3 separate regions of the Mus musculus genome follow, and regions 2 and 3 are each linked to region 1. The links are chromatin loops, found by intact Hi-C in ENCODE. Cell type or tissue: left cerebral cortex. All regions are shown on one strand. Each heading gives the region's core, and the rest is flanking DNA. Links, peaks and the distances in the headings are about the cores only.

Region 1 (10,124 bases), core at 1,352-9,351:
CTGAACTGGGTGCCAGAGAGTTCCTGTTGGGCTTGAAGCCACACCATAACAGATGGCCAAAAATACACGTCAGCACACCACCAATAACAACTATATCCATAGTATGAGCAGACAGGTGCATGACATGTTTAGAAGTACTCCCTGTGGAGAATGTTTATGTCATATGTGTATTTAGTAACCACATTTAAAAACCGTATCAGGGCTGGAGAGATGGCTCAGTGGTTAAGAGCACTGACTGTCCTTCCGGAGGTCCTGAGTTCAATTCCCAACAACCACATGGTGGCTCACAACCATCTGTAATGGGATCCGATGCCCTCTTCTGGTGTGGCTGAAGATAGTAACAGTGTACTCATATACATAAAATAAATGAATCAATAAGTAAATAAATAAATCTTTAAAAAATAAAATAAAATAAAAATTGTACCATTCAAAAGCAGTACCTCTAGGAAATAAAGACATTGTTACTGGGGGAAATTATAATAAACCTATAAACAAAGCTAACATGTTCTTGGCTATGAATTAAAAACAACACTGCCCTTCTAAATAGGATTAGCTTCTAAAGGTATATCTAGGAATGTTAATGACAAAGTCGTAGATTTTAGAACATTTTGCCTTTTTAATTTATGATTCCTTTCTTACAAATTTCAAAGATATTTCACCATCTATGAGTAGTGGATCAGAGACTTTGATATTTCTGAAACTCTTGCTGACCCCCAAAAATTAACTTGCCTCCCAGCTCTGCTTAAAGCCTAGCTGAACTTGTGCCAATAATAATTGTGAATAAAACTGCCAGGAAAAGCCCTACAACATTCTTTAAAAATAAATAGACAATAAAGATGACAATAATAATTACACGTCTACTTCCCCAACCCCTGCCTCCCAACCCCCTGGGACCTTTGAGTTTGTCTGTGGGGCACTCTCTTGATTAATGATTGATGTGGGAGGGCCCGGTACTCAGTGAACTATCCTTGTAGGGATAGGATGGAGGCAGCTGAAAGCAGTATGCTAAGTCCGTCTTTCCTGGCTCACCTGATAAAGTGCGTGGGACCTCCCCTTGAGCAGAAATATTGACCTGGGGCATGCCCATAGCCACAAAGTTGTCTACTTGGAATCCCAGCTTATATTCAACCTGCAAAATGAAGAGAGATAAAACATTATACCCCTGACAACAGAAAAAGACTTCATTAGTAAGTTCATTAACTAAGCAGTATGAGAGCTATTCATGGGTGGAATAAAAATCCACTCCCAAAAAGATTCCAAGAGCAGTCCTTTAATTCTAGCAGTCAGCCGTGAGCAGTAGGTGGATCTCTGTGAGTTTGAGGCCAGTGTGGTTTATATAGTGAGTTCAGGATCAACCTGGGCTACAAAGTGAGACCCCGTCTCAAAAATAAATAAATAAAAATAATAAAACTGAAATCATACTAGGACTTTTCAGCCAGACAGAAATTCAACCTGAAGGCTACTGTCCATTTGGTACCTGGAACTGAACCACCCTTTCCCTTAAAATCAACAGTCTGGAAGGAAGCATTCAATCTCTCAGCTCATCACATCGCCATGGCTGCCACCAAGGGGCGCTAGAGAGCCATCACTAAGGTACCCTGGGCTTCCCAGCACTAAAACCTCAAGAGGATGCACTGACTGTAAGGTATGGCTGTTATCTCTGCACGAGGCCATAGCTTGGGGGGGGGGGGGGGGTGGTGCCTGAGACAGATCAGCATGGGATCTAGAACCAGGAGGCCACGTGACCTGCACAAATGAGCAACTTTTCCAAGCTGATGACACAACAGGCCCGTGACACTGGCTCGGGACCCCGGGGCCTCAGCAGCCTCTCCCACTGTCAAGCTGCACTCCTTTGTGGTCATCAGCCTCCTGCCAACCCCAGGGGTTTGCAGCAAACCCTCCTGAGCTGTCAGCACTGGTGGGATCGGTTTTGTTCCTGATGTGAGGAACCCCACTGGCTGCACAGCCTCTCATACTCTCATCTCCCTCATGATCTCCCTCAGTGTGGCTTTCCCCTCAGGCTCCTCCTCTTCTTGCTCATGTCTACTTTCTAGACCTGAGCACTGGGTCTGCACATGTGGTCAGTATCCCTGTCAGGCTCTAAGGCCCTCTCTAGACGTCCTGCGTGAAATCAGCCCCTCTACTCTGAAGCTCTCTTCTACTCAGTGCATGTCTCGGGCCACTCACATGTCACACACAAGACTCTACACAGGTTTCGAAGGCTGGCTCATTCCGTCTCCTCCCATCTTTCTGTTAACTCTGAAATTCAGTGTTCGTTCTGACATAGCACTCAACTTCTCTATGTCCAAAACAGATACAAAAATACCGTCCATTCCATCCAAGATGCCAGCACTGCCTCTGACCACCCACCTCTGGTCCCTGTAAAAGCAGTTCTTTGTGCTCACTACTCTAAGTCGGACAACATTTATGAGGCATGTTTATGAGCCGAGGGCTGCGCTAGTAGAGGGGGGAAAGCAGTGGTTAATTAAACTACTTCCTTCCTTCCCAGCACAGCCAGGATGCCGGGTTTCATGTTCCCACCGCCTGTGCCCCAGCCTGTGCCCCAGCAGGGACATCACTGACACAGTCATTCTGACACCTTCAGCTGGTTCACTCCTTCTTCTTCACACTTGGATGGCAGTGCCTGCAACCCCATGGCCCTTGGCTCAGCTTGCTGAGGAGATGATACACATGATGACCCCCCAGACCTGTGCTCAATGGCTGCTCCTCTTCAACCTCACCCGTGCTCCTCGCTGGTGCACCACACGCTACCTGCTCGGCTTCTTCACTTCCAGGAAGAACTCTTATTCCTTTCTGCATCAGGCTGACCTATCAGAACATTAACCCTCTGCACTCCAGTCCCAAGGATAAACATTTCAACTTGTCTCTCCCTCTCCTTTTCCTCCAACTACCTACTAGGCATACCCATCTGGTAACCTCAAAGGCTGAAGCTGTAGGGTTACCAGACAGAGTTGAGCTTACCTGATTGCCAAGCTCCTCTCACAGATCAACACAGGCGCCTCACTGGGATACTGTCTGTGGGTTCCTACATACATGGGGGAGCCTCCTCTCATAGGTAGGCAGGCACCCCACTGGGACAGTGTGTGTTCCTAGCTAACAGACATCCTGGAGCCAGGATTTCTCACCTGGGAAGTGAGTTACTTGATCCAGCTCCCCCTCCTGTCTCTGCCTCCTGCCAGGGAATCAAAGACCCCACTTCTATCACATGGGCTCGATGCCTCTCCCCAGACACCCTGCCAGGCCGTCCGTTTCTAGTGCCAGGGCCTGAGCTGTGCTTGAGGCCCACGTCATCTTGCTGACTCTGTCTGTCCATGGCATCAATGCTCTTCCAGAAGCTCCTTACCCCTCAGTGCCCCTCTTGGACATCTGCTCTAACCTTTCGGTCTCCTTTACAAAGTTCTGGCTATAAGCAGAGGAATAGCTGTCCGGGGACCAAAGCCAGGAAAGCAAAGAGAGGGCTCTGACGGCAGAGCTGAGGGAGAGCGGCAAGAGGAGTGGCAGGGCCATCTCAGTCTAAGCACGGGAGAGGGAGAAAGGGAGGAAATGATGTTGCAAGTGGCGGCAAAACAAGGAGCAGAGCACAGGCAGAGGTGGCTGAGGGAAGGACTGAGAGAATCAGCAGTGGCCCAGAGGAACCCACAACAAGAAGCATGGAAGCCTGCCCTTTGCCTAAGACTTCCTTTGGACGGATGAATGAACACGGAAGCATCAGAAGGCAGTTCCCCCCTCACACTGGTGTACTGAGGACAGCTGGGTTTTTTTGTTTTTTGGTTTTTTTTTTTAATGTAGTTTTTGGAGTCAGAGAAGAAAGTGCCAATCACTGGAATACAATTGTCTCTACTTTGGTGTGTACTGATCTGTAAGGAATGCCGTTTGTCAATCACCTTGGAAGAAAGAGATCTATTTAGAAAGTGCACCCCAGCCTTACCCTGCCCCCCACCCCAAAGCAAATCTGTGCAGCAGCTGTTTATCAGAAAATAAATGAGCCAAAATACTTCAGAAAAGTAACTAGAGAAAATATAAATATTTGAATAAGCTAAAAAATCAACATGTTTGGTATTTTTCCTTACTTGGAACGCATGGCTGTGTGAATAGGCAGACGACGAATAAAGCAGTCCCCTTCTGGAACACATCTAAAGTGAATGTGCTCGCCTACAGTCAACGGCCTTTTAATTTCTCTGAAATTGCCAGAACTGCCTTTCTCACAGCTACTTCACTCCACTGGGACACAGCAGGCTGGCCCCCAGAGGCAGCTGCTGGAGCTCTGACAAGCTCCCCGCAGAATCTCCTGGACGGAGACCAAGGGAGTGGGTGGTGGAGTCCTCTGCCACATCCTACTGAGCCTCTGCCTTTTGGCTGTCTAGCATATCTACTGACACTTAGCAGACACAGTTGCAAGTTTCTTCTTGAACACTGGGGAATGTTCTGGAACATACAAGAAACTAATTATCTGTTAAGACCGCCTAGTCGTCTACTCTTGTGAGAGAATCAATACCAGAGTTCTCCTCCCATCTTAAAATACAATTAACACATTCTCAACCACTCAGCGAGGCGCGCGTGACATAGATGTTAAGAAAAGACACACACAGCTCCAGCCGCTGAGGGAACTGAAATCTTTGGCAAGACCAGTCACGTAAACACTGGAGAACTCTACCAGCAAAAGCTCTGATGTGGGAACACTGATGTTAAAATGCCTGCAGTGTTCAAGTGATACACTGGCGAGTCTGGAGATCTCGGAAGCCAACAGTTCATCTTCTGGCAAGAGCTCAAACAGCCCAAACAGAGATTCTGACAGAGTGTTAGAAACTGAGAGAGACAGCCTTCCTTCTGAAGTCTGACTGTATCTCAGAATCAAGTGATAAGAGACCGCACCTTACTACTCCTGCCTTCTCGGGTGACTGCCATGTGAGCTCACCCCTAGCACCTGTTTCTTCAGCCTCCAGACTCATTTAAGCAAGTCCTTCCCAAACCTGGGTCTCGGTTTCCTCTTGTAGGAAATGACCAGAGCACAACTATGTGAGAAAATGATACAGTTATTTAAGGGGGGAACACACAAAGCAATACCAAGGAACAAGGAACAGTGCCCCTTTACCAGGACACATTGCTCACAACTCCACACTACACGAAAGCAGGAAGCACTTAGGTGTACGTGTGCACACTGCACACATATACACTACCTTTCTTTAGGAGACAAGACTCAGGCAACAATGCCTGATGAAGACAGTGATCTAGATGGGCTTGCTCAGCATGCTACCATGACAACGGAAAACCTTCCTTTTCACTGTATACCCTTACAGGCCATATCCATGTACTACCTACTCGTACGATTAACTTTTTAAATAAACAAACTGCAATTAATCAGCTGTGCCAAAAATCACCAGATACTAGGACTTAAGAACTAGAGTTGGGGACTGTAATATCATCAAGAAGAAGCCCAAATGTATAGTTAAATACATGCTGCTAGCCAGGTGTAGTGGTGCACACCTTTAATCCCAGAACTTGGGAGGCAGATATCTGAGTCCAAGGCCAGCTGAATCTACATGTAGCCAGAGCTATAGAGTAAAACCCTGCCTCAAGAAGAGAAAGAGAGAGAAGGATTGGGGGGGGGGGGGAGGAAAGGGAGGAGAGGAGGAGGAGGGGAGGGAGGAGAGGGGGGAAGTGGGGAGGTGAGGGGGGAAGAGGAAGGGAAGAAGGGGAGGGGGAGGAGGGGAGAGGGGGGAGGAGAGGAGAGGAATCTACCAGATAATTAGAGTTATACCAGTCCCCTTCAGTGTTCCCCCTGCAAGCATATAGATTCATAGACGACCCTTCCAAGCTAGCTTCCACCATGACAGGTTCTCCACTCCCAACAACTTGAGGCTGAAGCACATGGGCAGGGCATCAAAACTTCAGATTGACACAAACTGAAACAACATCAGTCTCTAGTGAAACCTTAGTGATAAAGATGCTGAGGGTCCCTGATGAGTGAGTTAGAACTCAGTTACCCAAGTGCTGTGAGTTAGAACACCAAACTTCCTGGTTTTGATTTAGGAGAGAGAGGACATGATGCGTTCAATGCACTTTGAAACAGCTCAAGGATTCATAGGCAGGCAGGGAGGGGAGTAAAGGGTACAAACAGTATCATCTGGCAAATCTGGGAGACAAGCATGTAAGGTTCCTTGGCAGTCAGAGGTGAAGAATTCACCAATACACAAATGGCAGAAGTTGATAAGCACCCCCCTCCCCGCTTCAGTATCTATGGTTACCAGGGGGACTCAGAACAGTAAATGGGAAACTTACGTTCAAGTCACCAAGTGTGTGTGGAAGAGCCAGCCAGCTCAGCCATGCTCCTCCCCAGCCACTCACCCATCCTCCAGCCACATATGGCTTCTCTGTAACAGCAGGGTCACCATCAGATCCAACTCTCTTTTTTCCTGGGTACAGATCTCCCTGCAAAAGCCTCAAAGGACCCAGCCCTGTGATGCGCTGGTCACCCACCTGGCAGCCACCTAAATCTAAACTTTCAGAGGAGCAGGCTCAAGACTGTATCTGTCAGCTATACACCTGAAAAGACCCAGTGCTCTATACCACCACTGACCCTTCTGTGGAGAGGAAGGCCCATCCTCAGGGACAGCCCTCGCCTCTGCAGACTGGGTGACCTGTCACGTGGTCTGCCGGCAGCGCTTACCTTGGACTTTGCATGCCAAGTGAAGTGCAGGAAGTTTGTCTCACTGGGCACTAGCAGGTTAAAGGACAGAGCGTAGTGACTGATGAGGTCATTTCTCACATAGTAAAGCTCTGCATCAAGACCTAGGGGGGAAAGAAGGAAACGTAGTTAGCCATCCAAATGTCTTCCGTGTCACAGATTCTTGCAGAGGGCAGAGAGCATGCACTGACGCACAAGTGTGCGGTGCCGTGAAGCTGCGGCCTGTGTGGCATGTGAGCTGCCTTGTGAAGCAGGATGCTACAGCTTCCACAGCCCACAGAGAAACTGGCACTCAAAACCTAGCTCCCCCTCTGAGACAGCCGTGCCAGGACCACCTGAAACCACTCTGCCTTCTAGATTCGGTGCCTCTCCAAAGAGCACAGAAGAAGAAACATAAATCCTTCTCGACTGCTGGCCCACACTTCGATTCAAAAAGGAGGGAGACTACCTGCACTGAAGTTGCAGAAGGCTGTGAGCTACATGTGGGTCTGTGTTCTTAACTGCGAAGCCATCTATCCAGGCTCTGAAGAAAACCTTTAAGGACTGCCTTCGGTGGAAAATCAACCTACTGTGAAAAAGATGTCAGATAATAATGATAATAAAAACCCAAAAAACAAAAAGGAAAAGAAAACACCAGTAATGACAAAGCTAATGACTGATGCGACCAAGTCAGTGACCTTGAGTCCTGGGCACTGAGACAAAAGGGGGAAGGAGGTATTATCAGCAAGTGTTAGAGACAGGCAAAGAGCCAAAGAACGGAGAGAACAGGGGCCTGTTAACTCCCTTTAAACATGGTTACTGTTAAAGTTTAGTCCAGATGTCCCTAGTGCTCAGACAGGACAAACAGAAACTTAAATGGCACATCCATGAAGGAGGTCACCTGGATACCTCAGACCCCTCAGTACACAGAGAGAGACCAACAGCTCTGCCACAGACAGCTTATCTGTCAAAGCTCCTTCATTTCGGACCCAGATATGATAAGTCAAAAAACGAGATCTGTGTAGCACTGTTTTATGCATCATGCGCAGGGTGCCAGATACAACATGGGCGAGCTGGAAGCCTGTGCAGAAGGCTCTGCCTGCTGAAGGCAGAAAATGCTAAGGAACATGGGGGGGGGGGGGGCTGGTGTTGTTAGAGAAAGATGTAGAGGAGGCAGGAAGATGGAAAGATTGAATGGAAAAGGAAAATGAATTCAAAGAAAACATCAGTAATCACAATAATACAGTTTAAATTCATTTAAGGGGCTGGAGAGATGGCGTGGCAACTAAGAGTACTGACTTCTCTGCCAAGGGCCTGAGTTTGATTCCCAGCACCCACATGGCACCTCCCAACAATTCATTACAGTCCCAGAGATTAAACCCTCCCTGACTTCTGTGGGCACTGCACACATGAGGTGCGCGCACACACACACACACACACACACACACACACACACACGCAGGCAAAACACTTATACACATAAAAATAATAAACCTTTTACAAAAATTCACTCAAGCCTGAGATAGTTAGTCTAGAGAGATTGATTAAAACAAAGTTCAGAAATATGTCAAGTAACAAAAAGAAAAAGACTCATGAGGCAGAATGACAACACACAACTATAGCTCAAGGTGAAACGACTCAGGTAACAAAACTTACAACTGAGATCCTCTACACACAAAAGATGCAGCACTGTACCAAGCAAAGCTTCCTACACAGAAAGCAAAAGCCAAGAGCCCCAGCCACAGACTAACAGCCCCATACCCAACGGGCAGACGTACGGACAATCATAAGCCACGAAAAGCATGAAAAAGGGGAAGCGCAGCATAACCAAGTGACCGCTAAGAAGTCAGTGAGTCACCACATTAGTAGAAAAGGGAAAACAACGAAGGCGGGTGTGGTGACTCACACCAGTGACTCCAGCACAGGCAAAGTGCTGCAAGTTCAGGGGTTCAAAGTCATCCTCAGCTATTTAACAAGGTTGAGGCCAACCAGGGCAACACGAGACCCTGTTTTGAAACGAAACAGTGATGGCATATCAGATTGAAAATCTATACGGATAAAAACAGACAACAAATAGTAAACGGACAGACACTTTCTCTGTCTTTACCAAAGGGCACTTGCAAAGCCATACAGCTCGCATGCGCAAGGGTGAATTTTCACATTCTCATTTCTAAAATTATTAACAAGGTAAGGATGTCCCTACTCCCACTCAATTTCACACTTATAATAGTAATACATTATAGCTGTGGAACTGTTAAACACACTGGAAATCAAGTAGTGGAAAGGCTGTGCTAGACAAGTGCTTTTAGGAGAAAACCTATGGGGAAAAGCCAGTTGCCCCTTTAAATGCTGGTTAGCCTTCTTCCAAGAAACTGTATGTTTTAGATAGGGCTGTGCAGAGAAACCACAAGGAATGGGCCTGAAGAGGCCCAGGCCTCTTCTCAAGACCTAAGTAAACTTTGCTCTCAACCACATTCTATGAGTAGAAGGGAGGGAGATTGGTGCGCTTCGTAGTAAGACACACACGGGGCCATGAAAATGTGAAGAGGCGCTAAAACACACCATTAATCTTCAGACAGACAAAGGTTAGAAGTACGATGAAAACCACTAGCACCCAAGAGAATAACTACAATTGATGCTGGCAAGTCAGCTCAGAACATCCCTGCCAGGGTGAAAAACAGCTCAACTGCTTTGAAAAGCTAGCAGTTGCTTATAAATTAAACACACACCTACTCTATGGCCAGCAATTCCTCTTGAGGTAATTCTGCAAAGGAAATGAAAACACTGTATCCACAAAACACTTGTGCAGATGTTCACAGGCCTTTTACTACTAATAAGCAGAAGTGGAAGCAACACAAATGTTCCTCAGCAAACACTGAACTTGATACCAATTGTTTACATTCAACAATGGACTACTACTCTACAATCAAAACCAGACTCTGGAACAAGGATGGACTTTTCAGAATAAAAGAAACGTGACACATGAGAATAGCAAACTATTATTAGACTTTATTTAGATAAAACTTCTAGAAGATATAGCACTAATTGGGATAAAACTCTGAACTGTGCTCATCTAGAAAGAAGGATGGGAGATGGGAGTACAGGGGACTTCCTGCAAAGATGGCAATGTTCAATATCTTGATTTGAGTCAAGGTCATAAAGCCGTATATAAAGAATTTGTTTTCTTTTTAACTGGAGGCAGAAGGGTGTGTACACATGTGAGTGCAAGTGCTTGCAGAATCCAGGAGAGGGTATTGGATCCCCTGGAGCTAGAGTTACAGGCAGTTGTTAGCCTCCTGATATGGGTGCTGAGAACTGAACTCGGGTCCTCTCCAAGGGTTTTATGTGTTCTTAACAACTGAGCCACCTCCCCAGCCTCGAGGCAGGCATGTGTACGCAAGCCCTTTCAGCTCCATTTCAAGAATATTAATGGTGAGCA
Region 2 (10,124 bases), core at 2,031-10,030, 69 kb after region 1:
GGGAGCCTGGACAGACTAAGAGAAAGAAGAAGGGAGCTGGCATCCTCTCTCTGCTTCCTGGCCGTTGAGGTCTGTGCTCTGCCATGCCCTTTCCACTGTGACACACTGAAGCTTATTAAGCCATAACCTCGAATCAACCTTCCTCCTGTTACAGGCATCCACCAGGCATTTGGTCAATAGCGGTGATGAAAGTAACTGCCACCAGGATAAAGCGACTAAGAAAGAAGAACCCATCACAAAATGAACCGAGTTAGAATGTCGATTAAAGCAAAAATGGTTTCAAGAACTATAACCTCAGAAATGGCCATTTGGGCTGGCTGCAGGGTGCACAGCTTCAATCCCAGCACTCCAGAAGCAGAGGCTGGCTGATCTCTATGATTTTGAGGCCAACAAGGTCTCATACTGAGCTCCAGGCCAACTGAAGATATACATAGTGAGACCATGTCTCAAAATAAAGAAAAAATGGTGTGTGTTTTGGGGGAGGGGCTGGGAAGATGGCTGGATTATTAAGATCATTTTGTTGTTCTTTTTTTTTTTAAAGATTTATTTATTGATTATATGTAAGTACACTGTAGCTGTCTTCAGACCCTCCAGAAGAGGGAGTCAGATCTCGTTACAGATGGTTGTGAGCCACCATGTGGTTGCTGGGATTTGAACTCTGAACCTTCGGAAGAGCAGTCGGGTGCTCTTACCCACTGAGCCATCTCACCAACCCCATTTTGTTGTTCTTATAGAGGATCCAGGTTCAAATTGCCAGCACCCACATGACGGCTTACAACTGTTTATAACTCCAGTTCTATGGGATTTAACACCCTCTTTGGACTTGTACAGGCACCAGGTACACATGTGGTACCAGACATATCTGCAGGCAAAACACCCATATGCGTGAAGTAAACTAATTTATTTTAAATAATAATTAAAAAAAATCTTTTGGGGAGGAGTGTGTTTCACATACTGTATCATTCATGGTTTTCTATAGAGTCAGAGCCAACAGAATGACTGTATATCACAAAAAAAGCATTTATTAGATTGGTATGCATCATAGGGACTGGATAGTCCCATAATGCCTATCAACTCGCTAAACGGACAAAGAACATGATAACTGCTCAGTCCGCAGAGACGCTTCCATTGATCCTAGGTAGTGTTAAAGGCCTGGGATCACCTGGAAGAGCAGTTGGCCTTCAGTCCACATTGGGAGGCCAAAGAAACTGATGTGTGACGGCAGTGGTGGAGGGGAGCAAAGGCAGGCAGGTGACCCTGATGTTTCACCAGACCCCTCTATATCTGGACTACCCACTGGGAGGAAGGTGCTGCCTGCATGGACATGAGCCCTCCCCCTCAGTCAATCCTCTCTGGAAAGCCTTTCCAGGCATGTCCTTCACACCCTGAGATGTGTCTGCTAGGTGACTCCAAATACTACCAAGCTGCCCATCGAGATTACACAGTCTACAAGGCTAGGAAATGGCCCTGGTCCTGGAGGCTGGTAAGGCTGCAGTGATCCTGAACACACAAATGTAGAATTAACTTTATCTTCTAGCAGGTTCATCATTGCCCCCATTCATCTTAGTGATGTCTTGAGAAGCTATTACCTCATCCAGATCTCCGTTGCCCGGCCATTCCTTCACAACCCTAATATTCTTTGTCTAAAAAGCATAAAATCCACACCTTTTTCTTTTGCAATTCACACTCTGGTGAATATTCCCATGTGCATGTGGGGTTAATAACATGTTCACTCTTTTCTGTCCTTAACCCCCTTTTATATTTATTTATTGAGCTCCTAGATTCAACCAGATAGGACACATAAAAATGAAGAGAGCTGAGCTCTCTCTAAGTGAGGGCCTTGGGAGATGACAATGTTTGAGTCATCAGAGTCAAACTCCCCCTAAGAATAGGTGACTCAACTTGCGTTGAGCATTTTTGGGAGAAGCTACAGGAGTAGAGTTGATGACGGACTGTGTGAGGGCCCATGTCCAAACAATGCAGCTTCAGGCCCCACGCAGCCAAGTTTGTACAGAGCCAGCCAAGGCACACTGTTGTGCCAAGGACCAGCCTCAGCTCAGAGAGGGGTTCTGAGGAAGGGGTATTTGAGAGTAGCTAAAGAACTGGTCGAAGTCAATTGTGGGGTACAAGCTGACAACCTGTGTTCTGCTCAAAACAGCCTTTTTTTTTTTTACAGACCTCCAGACAGCTCATCCAGATAGTTCAGCTCTCCCAGACCATAGCCCAGTCTTAATTACATATTAATTCAGTCATTTACTCCAGGTTCCCTTTTGATTATCTCATGAATCAGTATTCCATGACCCCAGCCCCTTGATTCTTAGAAAGAGACAGCATTTTTAAAAATATTTATTTATTTATTATATGTAATTACACTGTAGCTGTCTTCAGACACTCCAGAATAGGGAGTCAGATCTCATTACAGATGGTTGTGAGCCCTGGTTGCTGGGATTTGAACTCAGGGCCTTTGGAAGAGCAGTCAGTGCTCTTAACCGCTGAGCCATCTCTCCAGTCCAGCATTTGTTTTTAACATCGCAAATGTATACGGAAATTTGCCTGCCTCTGTAAGCACAGACAATAAAGTAGCTGGGTGAGATCCTGTCCTGAGATTACGATTCTCACCGCACCTGGGTCCAAACTAGCTCTCTTCCAGGTTGATCTTGAACTCATAAATCTGCCTGCTTTTTAAAGCACAAACAATAAACTTAACTAGGATCTTGCCCTGTGATCACCACTCCCCAAATCTCTCTGTCTCTTTCCTTAATAGTTTTCTGACAAGCTGGCTCATAGTGCAGCTGCCTTTGCTCTTTTAGGTCTGTGAAGCCCCTCATATAGTTCATATTGCATCCTTATATTTTACATAGTTGAGAAATTATATATTTTTGAATTCATGTTTTCAGGGTTCTTTCACACAGCCTTAAGGGATATCCTGAAGGTCCCAGTGTTTACCATTTTGCTGAGACATTAGACTCACCCTTGCCTCCCAGACTATGCTGTCTCTAATTATCACGGAATCATTAACTTGGCAGAGAGGACATTCCCCAATAACCGTGGCAAGGAGAATATTTCCTGAAAGAGGAAGATGATGTTTTATATACATATATATAACAAGCCTCACACCCAGCAACTGTCAACACTTGTGGAGGTCCACACCCTGCTGGCTCTATCCCACTTGTCATGCTATCCCTTCCGTAGCCAGGCAGGACTCAGTACTGTTGTACCTCTGCATGGTGCCGCAGACCAGCATACTGTGTGTGCAGAATTCTCAGCATCACTCTGTGAAGCACCCTCCAGTAGAGGTGGTGTGGGTAGAGGCTGCAGGATGGATGGATGGACTATATCTGTCCCATGTGCTGACCAATACCCACAAGGGTGTCAGGCCCAGAGCCTCATGTGCAACTCTTGATGCAGATTTCTGGTTGAGAAGTTGGATGGTGACCCCCCAGCCCATGCAAACAGTATGATTTGGGGCAATGGGGGATGGGAGCCGAGGAGCTGCCCAAAACTGGTGGTTCCCAGATCTGATAATAGCACACTGTCAAAGCTAGCGCCGATTCTAACTACAACCCCAGCGAAACTTGGAGAGCCAAGTTATATTTGTGATACTGAAAAACTAGCAAGAGTCAAAATGTCTAAACATGAATTATGGAGTTCATTGGAGGTATGCAAATCTAAAGCTGAAGACATCACTCTGTGGTGCTCTCAATTTTCTTCTTCCTGGCCCCCCGGCTGGCTGCATTTGCAGCCCTCCCCACTCTCTGTCTTGCCTCAGGGACTAGTTCTGACCATCACCAGGAGGTGGGAGGTGATAAATATTTATTCTGAACTCAAGCCTTCCAGACCCTCTGAATTCTCTATTACATCAAGACCTGTGCTCAGCCAAAGATGCCACGGGTTTAAGAGGTCTCCATTGTTAAGTCATCTTATGGAGGGCAGCCTGTGTGAGGGTCACTCTGCGCTACAGGGGACACTGGATGAACAAGGAATGAGCCTCTGACTTAGAGGTTGCTTGGTACTAAACCTGTCTTATTCCTTGATAGCAACATAGAAAAGGTTTCAAGACACAGTATCTAGAGGATTTAAGCTTATTTATAAACAAAATATTTTGGTTGCCAATAATGCAAAATGGGTATTTGTTCTCTTATTTCCTTCTTTCCCCTAAACTTCTTCATTTGCATTAGTGCAGCATATCGTTATTACTGTTACTGATGATGATGATGACAATGACGATGGTGGTGATGGTGGTATGACAATGATGATAACGATGATGATGATGATGGAGAAGATGGAGAAAGAAAGGGAGGAAAGGGAAGGAAATGTTGGGAAGCCCCCTCTGGCTTCTTTCACTCTTCCTTCTAAATCTCACAGTCTCTCCAGCTTCCTCTTATCCTACCCAACAACATTTAACAGCTGCCTTTAACAGAAGGCCAGCTGTGTGCTGAGTTCCATGTGAGCTTGCAGCATGTCCACCCAACCCCCAGAAAGCAGATGCTGTAAAGACCATTTTTGGGCTTGGGAAGTCATTCGGTAAGGACGCTACTCACATGAGGTTGATTGGCAAGCAGGTGACAGAGCCAGGACCCAAAGTCAGGATGCCCTTGCTGGCTGCCAATCTGGTCAGCTTAGCATCTCTGCTCTCTGGGCAAGTAGAGAGGAGTGTGATAAGATTGATTTTTTCCTGATCTCTATGCTTCGGATCTCCTTCACTTTGTCCCACCTCCCACGTGGTGAGACAATTTCTGTTTCCTACACTGAGCTTTATAGTGCTTCTAAGTCAACCTTGTGTGAGTTGTGCAGGGTTTGCAGTGAGTGTTTCCCGCCAATGTCGCTGAAGAGACCTGAAGGAACAGTTGGGTATCTTTCCTGTGACAGTTACTTATAATTGTCAATTCAACACAACCTGGAATCACCTGAGAGGTGAATCTCAATGACAGATTGTTTATAGGCCTGGCATGGAAGAGCATGCCTTTAATTCCAGCATTTGGGAGGCAGAGGCAGGTGGATCTCTGTGACTTTGAAGCCAGCCTACAGAGTGAGTTCCAGGACATAGTAAGACCCTGCCTCAAAAACAAAACAAAGTTTACAGTGGATTTAGTCTTTGGGCATGTCAATAGGAGATTTTCTTAATTAAGTTAATAGATGTGGGAAGACCCAGGCCACTGTGGGCAGCACCATTCCCTAGGCAAGAGATCCTGACCTATGTGAGAGTGAAGAAATCCAACCGAGTACAACCAAGTGAGCATGCATACATTTATTCTCTTGACTGTGGACATAATGCAACTAGCTGTTTGAAGTTCCTGCTTTGACTTCTCCAAAATGATGGACTGTAACCTGGAATAACTATAAACTAAAAACAAACAAACAAACAAACAAAAAAACCCTTTCTCTCCTGAGTTGCCTTTCTATCTAGGACTTTTGTTTTTCTGAGATAGCCCTAGCTGTCCTGAAACTTGCTATATAGACAAGGCTTGCCTTGGTCTCACAGAGATCCACTTGCTTCTACCTCTTGTGTTCTAGAAGTAAAGGTGTGTGTCGGGGCATTTTTATCACAGCAACAGGAATGAAGTTAGAACAGTTAGAACATCCCCTCAGAGGAACTGTGGTGTGGCTCAACTGAGTTACTGAGATACCAGCACAGCCCTTGGTTCTCTTAACCTTTCTGAGCCTTGAAAGTTCCCTCTGCATAGTTACTACACTAAGAAAGAAAGAAAGAAAGAAAGAAAGAAAGAAAGAAAGAAAGAAAGAAAGAAAGAAAGAAAGGAAGGAAGGAAGGAAGGAAGGAAGGAAAGAAAGTGCCAGCTCCAGGAAAATGAAAGATGATGCTGTCCTAATTCTCTGGTATCATCGGAGAGGTAGGATGGGTAAGTAGAGATCTCTGCATTTGAACAGGCTTCTGGTGTTCCTCTGCCTCTCTCACAAGAGTGTACTGGGGAAGAGACAGTGCCCCTTCCCAAGGACATAGAGCTACCTGATGGATTCTGGACAATGAGAAGGCGTTCACTCACATGCAAATGAGGTTAGGAGCCTGTGCGTGTCCTCTATGTCCCTTCTTGCTCTAAAGAGGATGACCAGACAACGCGACCGTACTTCAGAAGGTCACAGTTAGGTCTTCCTGCATGTCTAAGACACTTAACTGCAGCCCCTGCCAATTCCCACCGGAATCCCAGTGGGGACAGAAAGTGAAGGGCTGCTCTCGGTGCCTGCAATTGTGCTTCCAGAACAAAGTCCCTTCTCTCCTGATTGGTACCCAGAGAGCTGGTAATTCTCATCCGGGAACCCAAGCCTGGGACCAAACATGGCAAGAAGTGGATGCTTACTGGCATTGTTCTCAGCTTTCAAAGCCTCCCAACCACCACTCTTCAGTCTCAGCGGCTACAAAGTGAAGTCTTTTCACTTAGTTTGTGTATGTGTTGGGGGGGTACATGCACCTGTGTTTAGAGGTCAAAGGCCAACTTTAGGTGTTGCTCCTCAGTTACCATCCCCCACTTGTGTGTGTGTGTGTGTGTGTGTGTGTGTGTGTGTGAGAGAGAGAGAGAGAGAGAGAGAGAGAGAGAGAACACTCAGGCAGACAGACCTCTTCTTTGTGGAGCCTAGAACACTCTTCAACTCAGGTATGCTGGCTGGTCAGCTTCTCCCTATTGCTGGGATTACAAGCTTATGCCACCACAGCCCACCTTTCTATGGGTTCCAGGGGACTGGATTCAGGTTCTCACATTTGTCTGGCAAGCACTCTATGACTGAGCCCTCAGCACCAGTCACTCGCTTCCTTTTTAAATTATAAATGCTCGCTCGTGGAGAGGGAGAAATGAAAGAGACATGGAGGGGGTGGAGGTGGGGCAGGAAAGGGATGCTAGATTACCATTCTCGACAGTGCCTAGAAAAGTCCTAGTTAGACCCGGGACAGTGGCCAAGGGTGGCCTTGGGGGAGAAAAGTAAGAGGAGTTTTAGACCAACAGAGGACTGTAGAGGACAGACAAAGCGAAGGCTTGATTCCTGGGCTTCTCCGGGCTGCACTTCCTGGCCTTGGGTTTTCTCATTAATTCACAAATACTTATTGAAAGTCTGCAGTTGCCAGGCAGGGCCAGAGGCTGGAGATTCAGCTTAAACAGGACAGATCCTGTCCTCCGACCGACCGGGTGATTGGTTGGAAGGTGGGATACAGGGAAAACGCAGAGAGGGTAAGGGTGGTGAGGCTTCGGGCTTTAGAGGGGTGTTGGAGAAAGCTTTCCAGAGAGAGTAACATCAACTGGGTTAAAGCAGACGAAGGAGAAGGAAGTGGAGATTTGGGAGAAGCAAAGAACAAGGAAGCTCCTGTGGTCTCGGAGCAAGTGGTGGAGAGGGAGGGAGGGAGGGAGGGAGGGAGGGAGGAAACGAGGGGTAGCAAGGACTGGGAGAGCACATCTGGGGAGATCTAGGGAAGGGACTGTGCGCAGAGCCAGGGAAACTGTGCTGGATTTGGAACTCGAGTGATACAAGCTAATTTACATGTTATTAAGTGACGTCACCGCGGCTGTAGGAGAACCAGCAAATAACAGTTCACCGAGCTGAGCTTGTACTTGGGAAGCAGATGTGGGAGAATCGCAGCAAGTTTAAGGCTAGCCTGGTCTACATACATGTCCCAAGCCAAGCAGAGCTACACAATGAGACATGTTTCAAAAATCAAGGCGACAGCCGGGCGTGGTGGCGCACGCCTTTAATCCCAGCACTCGGGAGGCAGAGGCAGGCGGATTTCTGAGTTCGAGGCCAGCCTGGTCTACAAAGTGAGCTCCAGGACAGCCAGGGCTATACAGAGAAACCCTGTCTCGAAAAACCAAAAAAAAAAAAAAAAAAAAAAAAAAAAAAATCAAGGCGACAACGAAACAAGATATTAAAAAACAAAAAACCTCACAATGTCCACTTAAAAATCCGACTTTCAGAGAGATAAATACTTGCTAGGATTAGTACATTCTATATATTATATATGATATTTGTGATATTTTATACTAAAAAAATTAAAATTGTCCTTCGCTCATCTAAAATGAAAATGTTAACTCTAGTGTCCTAACGTTTATCTGGTCACCCAAACGTGGGGGTGGGGTGGGGTGGGGTGGGGGGAGATTTAGGGCATAAAAGTGAGACGTGAACAAAGGAAATGAGAGGCGTTGTGCTTTATTTACCAAGTGAGAGATGGCGCACAGGGACGCAGTGCGCATGGTGCGTTATGGTGCGCAGTGACTGGGAAGGGAGATAGACAGCAGGTTGATGAATTCCAGTCGAATTCCGTATGTATACAATGCCCTCCACTCCCTTTATGTGAGCTGTGTTAATTTATTGTACCACCGAAAATAGGGAGAAAGGTTAACAGCCAGTGCGGAGGATGTGGGCGGGGCCTGCTGCCATAAAGGAAGGAAGTGGGTTTGAACCACTATCATTTTAGGGAAACCATGAAAATAGAATAAATCCACCCAAAGGTAGAACGGAGCCACAGGGCAGTGGCCCAAAAAAGTACCTCTCCTTCCTGTTCAGAGACACGGCGGTCAGTCCCTGTGGAGTGACAGGAAAATCTCTGGCTGTGATACTTCCTTTTTGGTGCCCTGTCCTTTCGCTGGGTGCCAACAGCTGGGCTCTTAGGGGAAGCACCGGAGAGAGCCTTCTGGGGAGGGGGTGGGGAGCACTGCCGACTATGACTGCATCTTAGTGTTTGGATCTTTGGTTGTGAACCAGTTTGCTGAGGATTCTTGGCAATCAGGGGCAGCACCTTCCAGGTTAGCACCAAAAAGCCACGAGTCCCAGCACGTGAACTCTGCGTAAGATGAAGTTGTTACACGCATAACACGGCCCTTTAGCCCTGTCTGTGTTAACATATGTTTCCTAATAAATTAGATATTCTCAATAAAATATTTTGTGTGTTTATGGGTATATTTTTTCCCCCTCAGTTTTTCAAGACAGGGTTTGAACTCACTCTGTAGACCAGGCTGGCCTCAAACTCAGATATCTGACTGCCTCTGCTTCCCAAGTGCTGGGGTTAAAGGCATGTGCCACTGTTGCTCTTATGTCAGCACGGCTGGCCTTGAACTGGTCCTCTAGCCCTCACCTTCCAAGTTGTGTTGTTTTTTGTTAGCTTTTGTTTGTTTGTTTCATAGGTCATCATCATATGCCTATTGAGTTTTCATCAAAACACATAGAAACATCTCATCATGTCACCTCGTTTTGGTTTTTGGTTTTGATTCTAGACATGCCTGGGAGAAGTTTATCTGAGACAAAATTTACACAAATCTAAAGGCAGCTGACTTGCAGACAGGCATCTCCCATTCAGAGCATTGTCTGTGGTCCTCCCAGAGGGTAGCAGGGAAGCCTAGGCTTGCCTTTTAGCCATATACACCCCCTTTTTTTAGAACAGTCTCCAGCAGCCTGCCCTCCCCTCCGGTCTGTCTGGAGTAGAACACCGCCCTTGTTTGGCTACTTTCCATGGGGTCTTTGGAACACTCAGCATCTCCACATTCTCTCTTCTACTCCCCAAGATGCCAGTTTGGGAATTTGCTAAAAGAGAGACCTCACTGTGTCTTCCTAAGCCACTGAGGGCTGTATATGCAGAGGATCCTCAGTGCCTAGGGCCTTATGTGACAGGAGCCTTGTACATCGGGGCCTCTGGCCCCCACTGTGGGCAGAAGACATGTGCCTTGCCAAGGTCCCGGGAGGTGAACCTCCTGTGTAGAATCCTGAAGCAGCTTTCCGTCACCCTGGGCTGCCAGGCGGGCAGGACCCTGTACAAAATACAAAGTGCCGGGCTCCTTGCTCAGAATGCAGAAAACACTACCAAAGATCCTGAACTATGAATGTTTTTCTTTCTTCATGATTTATTGTGGCGTTTTAGTTGCTATTTAATGTCATTCTCAGGAAGGAAAAATGAAAATTTTCCAGTTAGTATGAATTCCACCATTCATCATTATATTCTGCACTGCCAGTTTTAAATGGAAATATAAGAGCATTTAACTTACATACAAAATTAAGGAATGTTTCTAGTTCACTTTGTAGATTATCAGAGCAAAAGAAATGTGTGTCACGTTACCTTGTTTTGTGTTTGTTTTGGGGGGCAGGATTTCATTTCACCTATACTGCCCTTGATCTCCAAGTGGGGTGGAGGACGA
Region 3 (10,124 bases), core at 373-8,372, 79 kb after region 1:
CCATTTGTGTGCCTGGCGCCTGCTGAGGTCAGAAGGTATTGGATGCCCTGGAACTGGAGTTATGGATGGTTGTGAGCCTGCATGTGGATGCTGGGAGTAGAGCTGGGGTCCTCTGCAAGAGCAGCCAGGGCTCTTCACCCCTCTCCAGCCCCTGGAGTAATTTCTTCATAAGCAAGGAGAGGGTAGATTGTCTGACTCATGGGGTTTCAGAAAATTTATTTGCTCTTCGTGATGGTTAGAAATTTGACTATCAAGTTTCAGATTCAATTTAAGTTTCTTCCAAAACTTGGAAAACTGTGCTTTGTTGTCTGTAGCAGCCTACTGTTACAAAATTTGTCATCAAGGTGGCTCTCACTCTCGTATATGTATTTGACCTGTTTGTTTATTTGTTTGTTTCCTGGAATCGTGTGCACATTCCCCGTTGAGTTCTGAAATCTCACCCAGATACACAAGAGTGTTCTGTACTAGTCTCTGTTGCACTCAGAGGACCCTTAAAACCACACTAGCCTGGGGCCAGCAAGATGGCTCAGTGGAGGAGGGAGCTTGAAGCATGGTGACCTGAGTTCAATTCCCAGGACCCACATGGTGGAAAGAGAGAACCAAGTCCCTCAAGTTGCTCTGTGGCCTTCAATCATAAGTCATGACACATGCACATCTCCCCCAACACGAAGTAAATAAATCAATGTAATTTAAAAAGTATAAAAGCCAGGCAGTGGTGGTGCATGCCTTTAATCCCAGCACTTGGGAGGCAGAGGCAGGCGGATTTCTGAGTTAGAGGCCAGCCTGGTCTACAAAGTGAGTGCCAAGACAGCCAAGGCTACACAGAGAAACCCTGTTTCGAAAAACAAACAAACAAACAAAAAGTATAAAAATAAATAAATAAAACACAAGGCTAAGACTTTTCTTTTCTTTTTTGCTTAGTGCAGATGATTTTAAGAAAATTATGATGAACTCAAAGTACCACCATCTGGAGGATGTCATTTTATGTTCTTCATGTTGTTACCTTGAAAAGAGTGAAAGGATTCCTCTGGTCTGAGATGAAGGACACAGCTCTTCTGACTCTTCATGCACAGCCCCTCCCCACAGGCAGCACTGGGCTCTCTGGTTCTGTGGGCATCTAGGCAGGTGAAGATGTTTACACTGGTGTGCATTGCTCACTTTTCCCACTGTAGCTGCAGAGATGGTTTCGTGATTAAGAGCACTGACTGCTCTTCCATTGACCTGGGTTGGGTTCCTCCTCCCACATCAGACAGCTCACAATTGCTTGCAGCTCCAGTTCCAGGGGATCCAATGGCCTCACCAGCACCTGCACACATGTGCAGCACACATGGTGCACAGCACATAAATCCATGCAGATAAATGTATACATAGCGAAGAAATAAATTTTAAAAATAAAATAAGTAGAATCACAAAGTATACATTGGTGCAGGATATTTGATCACACTGTGGACCCAGGATGGTTATTTACTTAAAAACCTATTCCTAGTTGTGATATGGCTCAGCCCTTGACACACATTTTTAATCCCTCTGGCTAGAACACAGATATGCCCTTAATAAACACCTTTAATTCCAACCAGTAAAGGTAAGATTAGATTGTAGAAAGGAGCACCCATGTTTGAAAGTGATGTCTAATTGAGTGGCAGACAAAGTGACGAATCAGAGAAAGATTTGACAGAATAGGATGTGCCCAACTCTCAGGAGAAGACAGGAAAGGGGAGCTCCTTAAAAGAGAGCGTCCGAGAGAACGGGAGAAAAGAAGACAGTTTTACTGGGACAGTTGTACAGAGACAGGTTAGAGAAAGAGTGAGAAGGAGCCAGAAGATCAGGACAGATTGCTAGAGTTTGTTTGATGCCAAGCAGAGCAAGTCAGGAGAAACTGAGAGAAGCCAGATTGAATCAGTCAGCTTGGAGAGGCATTTGAGCCAGTACAGCTGAGTTGAACTGGTCTGTATATGAGCTCAGTTACAAGAAGAAAGGGTGAACTTATTCAGCAGCAAGTCTCAGAGGCCAAAAACATTATAGGCCTAGGTAAGAAGATTGTATAGAGGCTAGAAGCTTACAGGAGCAGGCCTAGGTTAGCACACAGAAGCAGTACACCCCCTAGATGGCAATTACCTTAGCTAGCTGAATAAAGGATACATTCACAATGAGTTTCACATGTTCGCCCTAGCTTAGAGTCTGGACTGGTCTGAGTCTTCTTCATCTCCTGCCCTCACCTCCCAGCTTTGGGTCTTTTTATTCTGAAAATGTCTATCAACATTGACACGTTTTACTGGTTTCTTTAAGATTCTAAATTATTATGTTTGGAAAAAAAATCAAAGAAGTATCTGAAAAGCTCATTTTCTAATAATTAAAGTAAATACAGCTCATGGTGACCAAACTCAAGTCACCAGGCTTGGTCACAATTGACTCTCCAGACCCCCACATGTTATCTCTTAGCTTCTGTTACTAGAAAATAAGGGTTGAGGGGCTGGAGAGATGGCTCAGCAGTTTAGAGCACTGGCTGCTCTTCCAGGGGCCCTGAGTTCAATTCTCAGCAACCACATGGTGGCTCACAACGGTCTGTAATGAGATCTCGATGCCCTCTTCTGGTATGCAAGTGTACAAGCAGATAGAGCACCTATATGCATAAAGTAAATGAATAAATCTTTAAAAAGAAAGGAAGAAAGAGGGAAAGAGTTAGCATTCACACCTCTTCCTTATCTCACGGCTGGTCCCTTGGTCCTACTGGGATAGTTTTGTCTCCAAGTTTTGGCTAAACTATTACACTTTTTTCTTTTGGGGGTGGAGTGGGATGGTTCTGTTTCTTAGTGTAGGCCTGGCTATCCTGCAATTCCCTCTGTAGACCAAGCTGGCCTTGAACTCACAGAGATCTGCCTGCCTCTACCTCCAAAGTGCTGGCATTAAAGGCCACCACCACCGCTAAGCCAAATTATCCCCCCCCTTTTTTTTCAACATAAATACATGACATACTTAGTGGAATCACTAGCCCATTATGGTGTCTGTACCTGCACTTGTCCTGGAGTTAATGGTGTTTAATGTCTAGTCTAAAAGAAATTGGAGGGTTGGCAAGATGGTTCAGTGGTTAAGAGCATTGACTGTTCTTCCAAAGGTCCTGAGTTCAAATCCCAGCAACCACATGGTGGCTCACAACTACCCATGATGAGATCTGATGCCCTCTTCTGGCTCGTCTGAAGACAGCTACAGTGTACTTATGTATAATAATAAATAAATCTTAAAAAAATAAGAAGAAAAGAAATTGGAAACACCTTTGAGCTCATAAAAATCCTTTGTCCATGGGTTTACCACAGCCTTTGCGTCTCTCCTCCCTGAAAGGTCGGAGCCAAGAGAGACAGTCCTCATGTCCCTGGGAGGAAAAAGGCAGGGAAAGGGTGAGCCGTTTTCAGTCCTCTAACCCTAAAAGGAAAAGCATTCACAAGCATCCAAGGAGATGGGCTTTGGAGATCAATTGGCTTCAGGGCATTTCTTTGGAAATCATGTTTTCTTTTTTTGGAATGGGTGGTTCTTTGCCTATTCTCTACCCCAGTCCATGCCGGAGCGGAATGGCTACATCAGACCTTTCCAAAAGAAAATGGTCACAGTGTAGCGGGTTTGTCTTCCAAGCTACCAAAAAAACAGAAACCAAGCAGGAGCAATTATGTAGTCCTCTTGTATTTCAGTGCAAGGCTATGTGAGTCCTGATGGTTTCTGCTTTAGTGGAGAGATAAGCAAGCTAAATGTGAGTTTGGGGGGGGGGGCAGGAGGCATAGCTCAATGCCAGAGTGCTCGCCTAACATGTGTGAGGACTTGGGTTCAAGACCCACTATTACAAAAACAAGAAACCAGCTCAGCTAAATGAGAGGGTGAGAGGCAATGGGTGGGGGAGCAAAGAATCCCTAGGGAGGAAGGGGGCATGAGGAGGAGGGGCTTCAAGCTGGCAGGAGCCCCTAGCCTCACCATGGACACCTTCCAGCCTGATTGTGTGAACACTTCCTGGCACAGAGTAGCTGACATTAGTAACCTCAAAAGCTCCGACACCTCTCAAGGCTACGAGGATAGCCACCGGGGAGCACAGCAACAAATGGTTCCCTCATTTTTTAATCTTTCAGGACATTTGAGCCTCTCTGAAAGTGCTTACAGAGTTTGGAAGGACAAGATGTCTCGTGATAGCCTTACTAAGACTTACTTGGCCCCAGACAAACTCAAGACTTACTAATCGGTGCCTGGAGAGCATTTCATAACTTCACCACCAGGGGCCGCTGTTTCCCCATGCTCAGGCCAACAACACAGCCACTATCCCTCCAGGAACGCAGTTTGAGAACTGCCAGTGAGTCCAAAGGAATTCCACAAATTCAGACGCCCTGGTGCCCTCTCCACCTTCCCTTCCCCCAGTCTGGGACCTACCCGACCCAGAATAATGGGAGTGTGGCTTCCCAGATCCAGAAGTAGAAGCACGACTTTTTCTCCTAGGACAGAGTTTCTTTGTGTTGTAGAGACCTACTCAAATGGTTTTGAGGTGTTTTGTTTGTTTGTTTGTTTTTGGTTTTTTTTTAAATACGTGTGTGTGTGTGTGTGTGTGTGTGTGTGTGTGTGTGTTCCCTTCTTGAGAGAGAAATGCGGGCTCTCAGAGATGTGTGTCCTTGGCTAGGAAGATTCCAGCCATGTCAATGATCTCCAAATTGGGGGGTATGCAAAATGATCTGTTAAGGGCAAGAGAAAGAACATTGTATAACATTTACTTACGTATTTACTGTGTTAGTTTTAGAGATAGAAATGTGAGAGGCACACCCCCCACCCCACCCCCCCCACCCCCGTCTCAAAAAACAAAACACCTTTGCTATCCAGACTGGCACTGATGCTTTCTGAGGTCCTGTGTCACAAGGTCAGCAGAGTGCATGCTATATAGTGAGCGTGGAAGGACGGTGGAGTCACCTCCCTGTAACCAGAATTCTATTGCATACACCCTTTCTACTTACTGGAAGGACTGGGTGTCACAAAGTAACTAAAGGAGTCCTCACGGAAGGAAGTGGGGGAGGGGTGTTTAAGCATCTTCAGAAATGAGGGCCCGAATGCAGTGTCGCCAGTACCTGCATTCGAGCTTGGAAAAATGCCTAAGATATCACTCCCGTGCCTGTCCGACCTCTCAGCTACGCAATGACACTGAACCGAGGACAGTGCTGACAAGGTGTACCATCCAAATTCAAGCTTGTCAAACCTTTTGAAACAATAGCAGGTCTCTCATTTCTGATGAGCTTGAGGTAATATCAAAGGTCCCCGAGCCTTGACCTTAACAGCAGCTCGTGACATGTGACATGCGTGCTTGCTCATGTCACAGCGGGGATGCAAGCAAAATCAGGCCAGGGCTGAGGAAGTGTGTGCCACAGCCAAGAAGACGACCTTCCTATCTTATCAACTCTTGGAGTTTGTCTGGGGCCAAGGACCCGGGTAACTGGACTCTGAAGACTGTTCCTGGCAGTCAAGGTACAGACACTCGAACCATGACCCAAGGGGACTTTGGTTCTATGAAGGCTAAAGCCTTTCATATCAGCTGTCTTCTGTGGCTTTGTTCTGCCTCGGGACCGTCTGGCACCTGGTACAGAAAGGAAGAGGCTTGAAGAAAAGGAGTCGACACATGTTCACCCGAGCGTGTTCACCCGAGCATGTTCTTCGGCTTGCTTGGTGGGGCTTTTCCAGCTCTACCCTAGTTTACCGTGCACTTCCTATCCCTGTTCAGTGGGAGGGCCTTCCTCCAAACTACATTCCTCCGTGAAATTCTTTTTTTAGGGACAGCGGATTTAAAAAGTAATCTTGTGGGATTTGTCCAAGTCTTGACAAAGGAGAAGTTCACACTGGGTGGATTTGCTGAGAAGGAATGCAAACTCACCTTTATCATTCCTGTCCAAGCTAGCAGCAGCAGGATTACTTGGGGATGAGTCTCAAAATATGCAGAGTCCTGGACCCTACTCAAGACTGCCTGACTCAGAATCTCTGAGTGGGACCAGGAGGCACATCGACAAACCCAGTCCATCTCCCCCAACTCCAAACATTACAAGATAAATTTTAAAACTTTGCAAAGACAAAGTTCGTCTCAGTGAGTTCATTTGCCTACCACGCAGGAAGCTCCAGGCTGAATCTCCAAGATTAACCGGATGGAATGGTGCGTGCCTGTAATTCCAGCCCTTGGGAGGAAGAAGAATCAGGAGTTAAGGACTCCATCTAAAGTATGTAGAATAACGAAAGACCAGTAAGATGGTTCAGTGATTAATGTCACTTGCCACCAAGCCTAATGACCCGAGGAGTTGGATCCTTGGGACTCACATGGTAGAAGAGAACCAGCTCCCTACAGGTGCCCTCTGACCTCCACACAATGCCACGTCAAGCACACACATGCAGGCACACACGCATGCACACAAAATAAGCCAATAAATGTGAAAGAAATAAAGAATAGAACCAGAAGAAAAACTTGTAAACAGCTTCTTATCTGGGAGCTGGGGAGATGGCTCAGCAGTTAGGAGCACAGGCTCCTCTTCCAGAGGACCCAAGTTTGATTCCCAGCACCTACCTGGCAGCTCATATCCATTTGTATCTTCAGTCCTTGGGCCTCTGATGGGACCAGGCACACATGTGGTGCACAGATATACATGCAGACAAAACAATATACACCAAATGGCTTTTTACAAGGCCTTATTTTTCCTATGAAATTAGTCAAGCCAGGTAATTTTCTATTCATTCTAAGCACAAGGAGGCCAGACATCCACCTAATTAGGAAAGGTAAGGGCCGATGGAGTGGAGCTGTGCAGAAGGAGACTCACCCTGCTTATGAGACTGGGCCCTGCCCATTGCCTTCCATGCAGCCCCCTGGACACACAGAGGTCTGAAGGTTAACATGCAGAAGGCTCCGGGCAGAAGGAAGCATTACCAGGAGGAAGAGGCCAACACTCTGAGACTAATTCTTTCCTGAAACCACTCCCTTGCCTAGGGAATCTTTGATCATATCCATCTTCAGAAAGTGGCTTTAGAGCACAGGCTTACAGGCTAGCTGATCTAGACACATGAGTAGCAGAAATGACAGGAATTCTCTAGCAAAATACTAGCACAGGGACATGGTGGCCTCAGGGTATGAAAGAAGACTCTAGAAAGATCCCCCCCCCCTTTCTGGGAGAAGCTTCTATGGTCCTATATCTCCCAGGATTCCACTAAAGTCCTTTCTAGGCCGCGCTCCCCCCACCCCAATGTTCTTCTCTGCTGTAGGTGACTCTAACACACCCATCTGTGCCTCAGCTGTGCCTGGACCTGCCTCTGTCTTAACACACTGTCACCTCCAAGGAATACTGAGATTCTTGGGAATAGGGCCCAAGGTTGGTAAGTAGTTGAGAAATGGTGGTTTTTTTTGAGTCTGACTTAGTCATTATCACATCACGCATCCTCACATCCCACTGAAGCATCGCCCTGGTGTCCGTTTGATGACCCACCAGGACACCCTGAGAAGAGTAGATGGGGATAAAGATGGAGAAGCTTGAGTCAGGGCTGCACTCTCAAACCCAGGGCTTCATGGCCTCTTTCCACCCTGTCACTATGGGTCTCCATGTTGACATGATGGAAAAGACCTATGCCAGCAACTAAAGAGCCCCTTTATCTTCCTGCTTGAAGAGGCGGGGAAAGCAACCACACAAGACAAACTAGCCACCACACTCGACCTTGAACAGAGTCCTCCTATGCCCCCACCCTTTCTAGAAGCTGAAAAGCTGCTCAATGAGAGTTTGGTTCTTGCTCTTTCTCTCGCCTTTCCTGGATCCACCCTCCTGAGCAATGCAAGCTTCAGGCTGTGCTATGTTGCTGGGTTCCTAGGTACGTCAGCAGGTGTGCAGGCAGATAACCATGTCTGTGTTCCTATGTAGATGGTGTTCATCTATTGTTCCTTTCCTCCAAAGAAAGATAGGTCAACAATCTGGGAAAGTGGAAAAGATTTTAAACACATGAAGAAGAAAATGTATTTAATCTCAGCACTCAAACAGAGGCAGGAGGATCTTTGTGAGTTCCAGGCCAACCAAGGCTCCATAAGAACTCATGCTATGGTATGAAGACAAACACAGCAAGGCTCCATTTGTAAGAGGTCAAAGTAGTGAATGGTTGACTTTCTTTCTTCCTTTCTTTCTTCCTTTCTTCCTTTCTTCCTTCCTTCCTTCCTTTCTTTCTTTCTTTCTTTCTTTCTTTCTTTCTTTCTTTCTTTCTTTCTTTCAAGACCGTATTTCTATATAGCCTTGGCTGTCCTGGAACTTGTTCCTGTAGATCAGGCTGGCCTCGAACTTATAGAGATCCGCCTGCATTTGCCTCCTGAGTGTTGGGCTCAAAGGCATGTGCCATCAATTTAAACACAAGCCATGTCTTGCCCCATTGCCCAAAGTCCCTACTGACCAGGAATGTAGGCAGGTCCCTCCATGAGAAGTACGTGAGCCTTGTACATCCCTCTCCCTTAGGCTGAGCATGCACTGCCTAATCCTGGCTTTAGGTTAAGAAAAAAAAAAATCCTTTGCTGACTTCTTTGAGCAGCGTTTAGATATTGGGAGAGTTGCATATTCGTATTACTGTGCTGGTAGCATCCTGGAAGCTAACTCTCAACTTTCAACCCTCCTATCCACACAGCCCTGATATGTGAGTCTGCTCACAGTGCCGAGGGCCACCAAGAAAAGGGACCGACTACATTTCCTTAAGACCTTACGAGAGTCTCAGAAAAGCCACTCTGTGGGCACTGAGTAACTGGGCCAAGGTGAGGCCCGCCACTCACTCATCTAGCCTTGAAAGTACCTACAGGAAGGTGACACACTGGGCGGTGATTCCTCCTGAGAGGATGCCAGGGGTGGGGAATGGGCGGAGGGTACCAGGATATTAGAATAGGTCACAACGGCAAACGTTGGAGCTACAAATGGGAATCACACAGCTTGGAATCTGGAAGCTTCCGGCAGAAGGAAGGCAGTGATCCATGGTCCAATACAAACTACAAATGGAGAGTCCAAGCGAGCAGTGATAGCCCTGGCCACCAGGGGGAGTCCGCACGGACTAGGGCCGGGCTTCTCTGCTGCGCTTGCCTGGCCAAGGAGGGGCGGGGCAGGAGCCTGGGTTGAGATCTGGCCTCTGCCGGAGGAATGCGGCCTTTGGCTCGTCCAAGCATTCCGGCTGGCTCAGGAATGTGAACAGGGTGTTCACTGCGCGCCCTGGATGCACAAGCTGGTCCTCCTCCCTCCGTTGAACACCAGGCAGGACCTGGTCAGACACCCCACTGAGCCTGCAGAACGGAGCCCTGTCCATCCAAGTTAAGGATGAGGCCTTGGGGGTTTAGGGCAGCGGGACCTGGCTCTAGATCCCTGCAGGGAAGTGTTGAGGCCGATTATGGCTTAAGAAAAACCCAAAGCAATATATTTGGACATTTGGAAAATGGCCATGCCGTGGAAGGAGGCATAGGATTTGTCCTTCTGGGCTACCAGCTTCAAGGGATACAGGCTCAGATTCCCCAGAGTTGCACATTTTGGGAGACCTGCTGTGTAAGGCAAAGACTGGGACAGGAGAAAGGAAGGCAGATGACCCAGTGAGGGATTAGAGGCTCTCAGAGCAGCCAAGGTGACTGAATACCCAAGGGTAGGGCTTTAATTCAGTCCACAAATATTTACTAAGTCTCTTCTCTGAGCCAGAGCCTGAGCTCAATTCTGGGGACAGAGAGGTACAAACATCTACTCTCCCCAAGGGACTGGGACCCTGATTGTGGCAGCCTGTGATACACTGTGATATGGGCTGTGTGTGTTTGTGTGTGTGTGTATAGAGATAGATATATAGATATATAGATATACAGATATATAGATAATATATAGATGATATATAGATATATAGATATATAGATATATGAATAACCAAGATTAGGGGGCAAAGATGCAGGAAGAACCCTTAGGAGATCCTGGAGAGTAACCTGAAAGACCAATGGGAGTTAGGGTTCTAGACGAAGGGAAATCTTGCAGATGGAGAGAAAGCACGTGGTGTCGGTGGCCATCAAAGGGCCTGCCAAAATGCTCAGCTGAACTACAGAGAAGATGGAGTGTGCTCTCTGCCAACGCATGGTGTTGACTAGTTAATGG

Evidence for each region. Hi-C counts contacts between places; a loop is a spot of excess contacts. Peaks named below come from ENCODE experiments on the same cell type or tissue, not always from the same donor. Only the 100,000 strongest peaks of a DNase experiment are listed, where the experiment ranks them.
Region 2: a loop joins it to region 1, with 2.8 times the contacts of the local background. A loop is called at or near these places in 24 of 42 quality-filtered maps.
Region 3: it touches region 1 in a loop (8-fold over the local background); 22 of 42 quality-filtered maps call a loop at or near these places.

What each region holds. Positions count from the first base shown.
Region 1 is chr9:102,858,560-102,868,683 of GRCm38, reverse strand. It overlaps Ryk (receptor-like tyrosine kinase), which reads right to left. Exons shown (of 15, transcript NM_013649.3): 2 at 6,689-6,810; 3 at 1,030-1,129. Among named protein-coding and RNA genes, the nearest start is that of Ryk, 29 kb to the right of the region's middle. In left cerebral cortex, for the core only: a CTCF peak has its summit at 1,557 (motif pointing right); DNase peaks (open chromatin) are centred at 1,568, 4,322 and 4,570; H3K27ac peaks cover 1,088 bases.
Region 2 is chr9:102,790,420-102,800,543 of GRCm38, reverse strand. No RefSeq gene overlaps it. Among named protein-coding and RNA genes, the nearest start is that of Gm46151, 17 kb to the right of the region's middle. In left cerebral cortex, for the core only: no CTCF peak of the experiment used is centred there; a DNase peak (open chromatin) is centred at 6,950.
Region 3 is chr9:102,778,706-102,788,829 of GRCm38, reverse strand. No RefSeq gene overlaps it. Among named protein-coding and RNA genes, the nearest start is that of Gm46151, 5.2 kb to the right of the region's middle. In left cerebral cortex, for the core only: CTCF peaks have their summits at 3,228 (motif pointing left) and 4,249 (motif pointing right); DNase peaks (open chromatin) are centred at 4,256 and 5,678.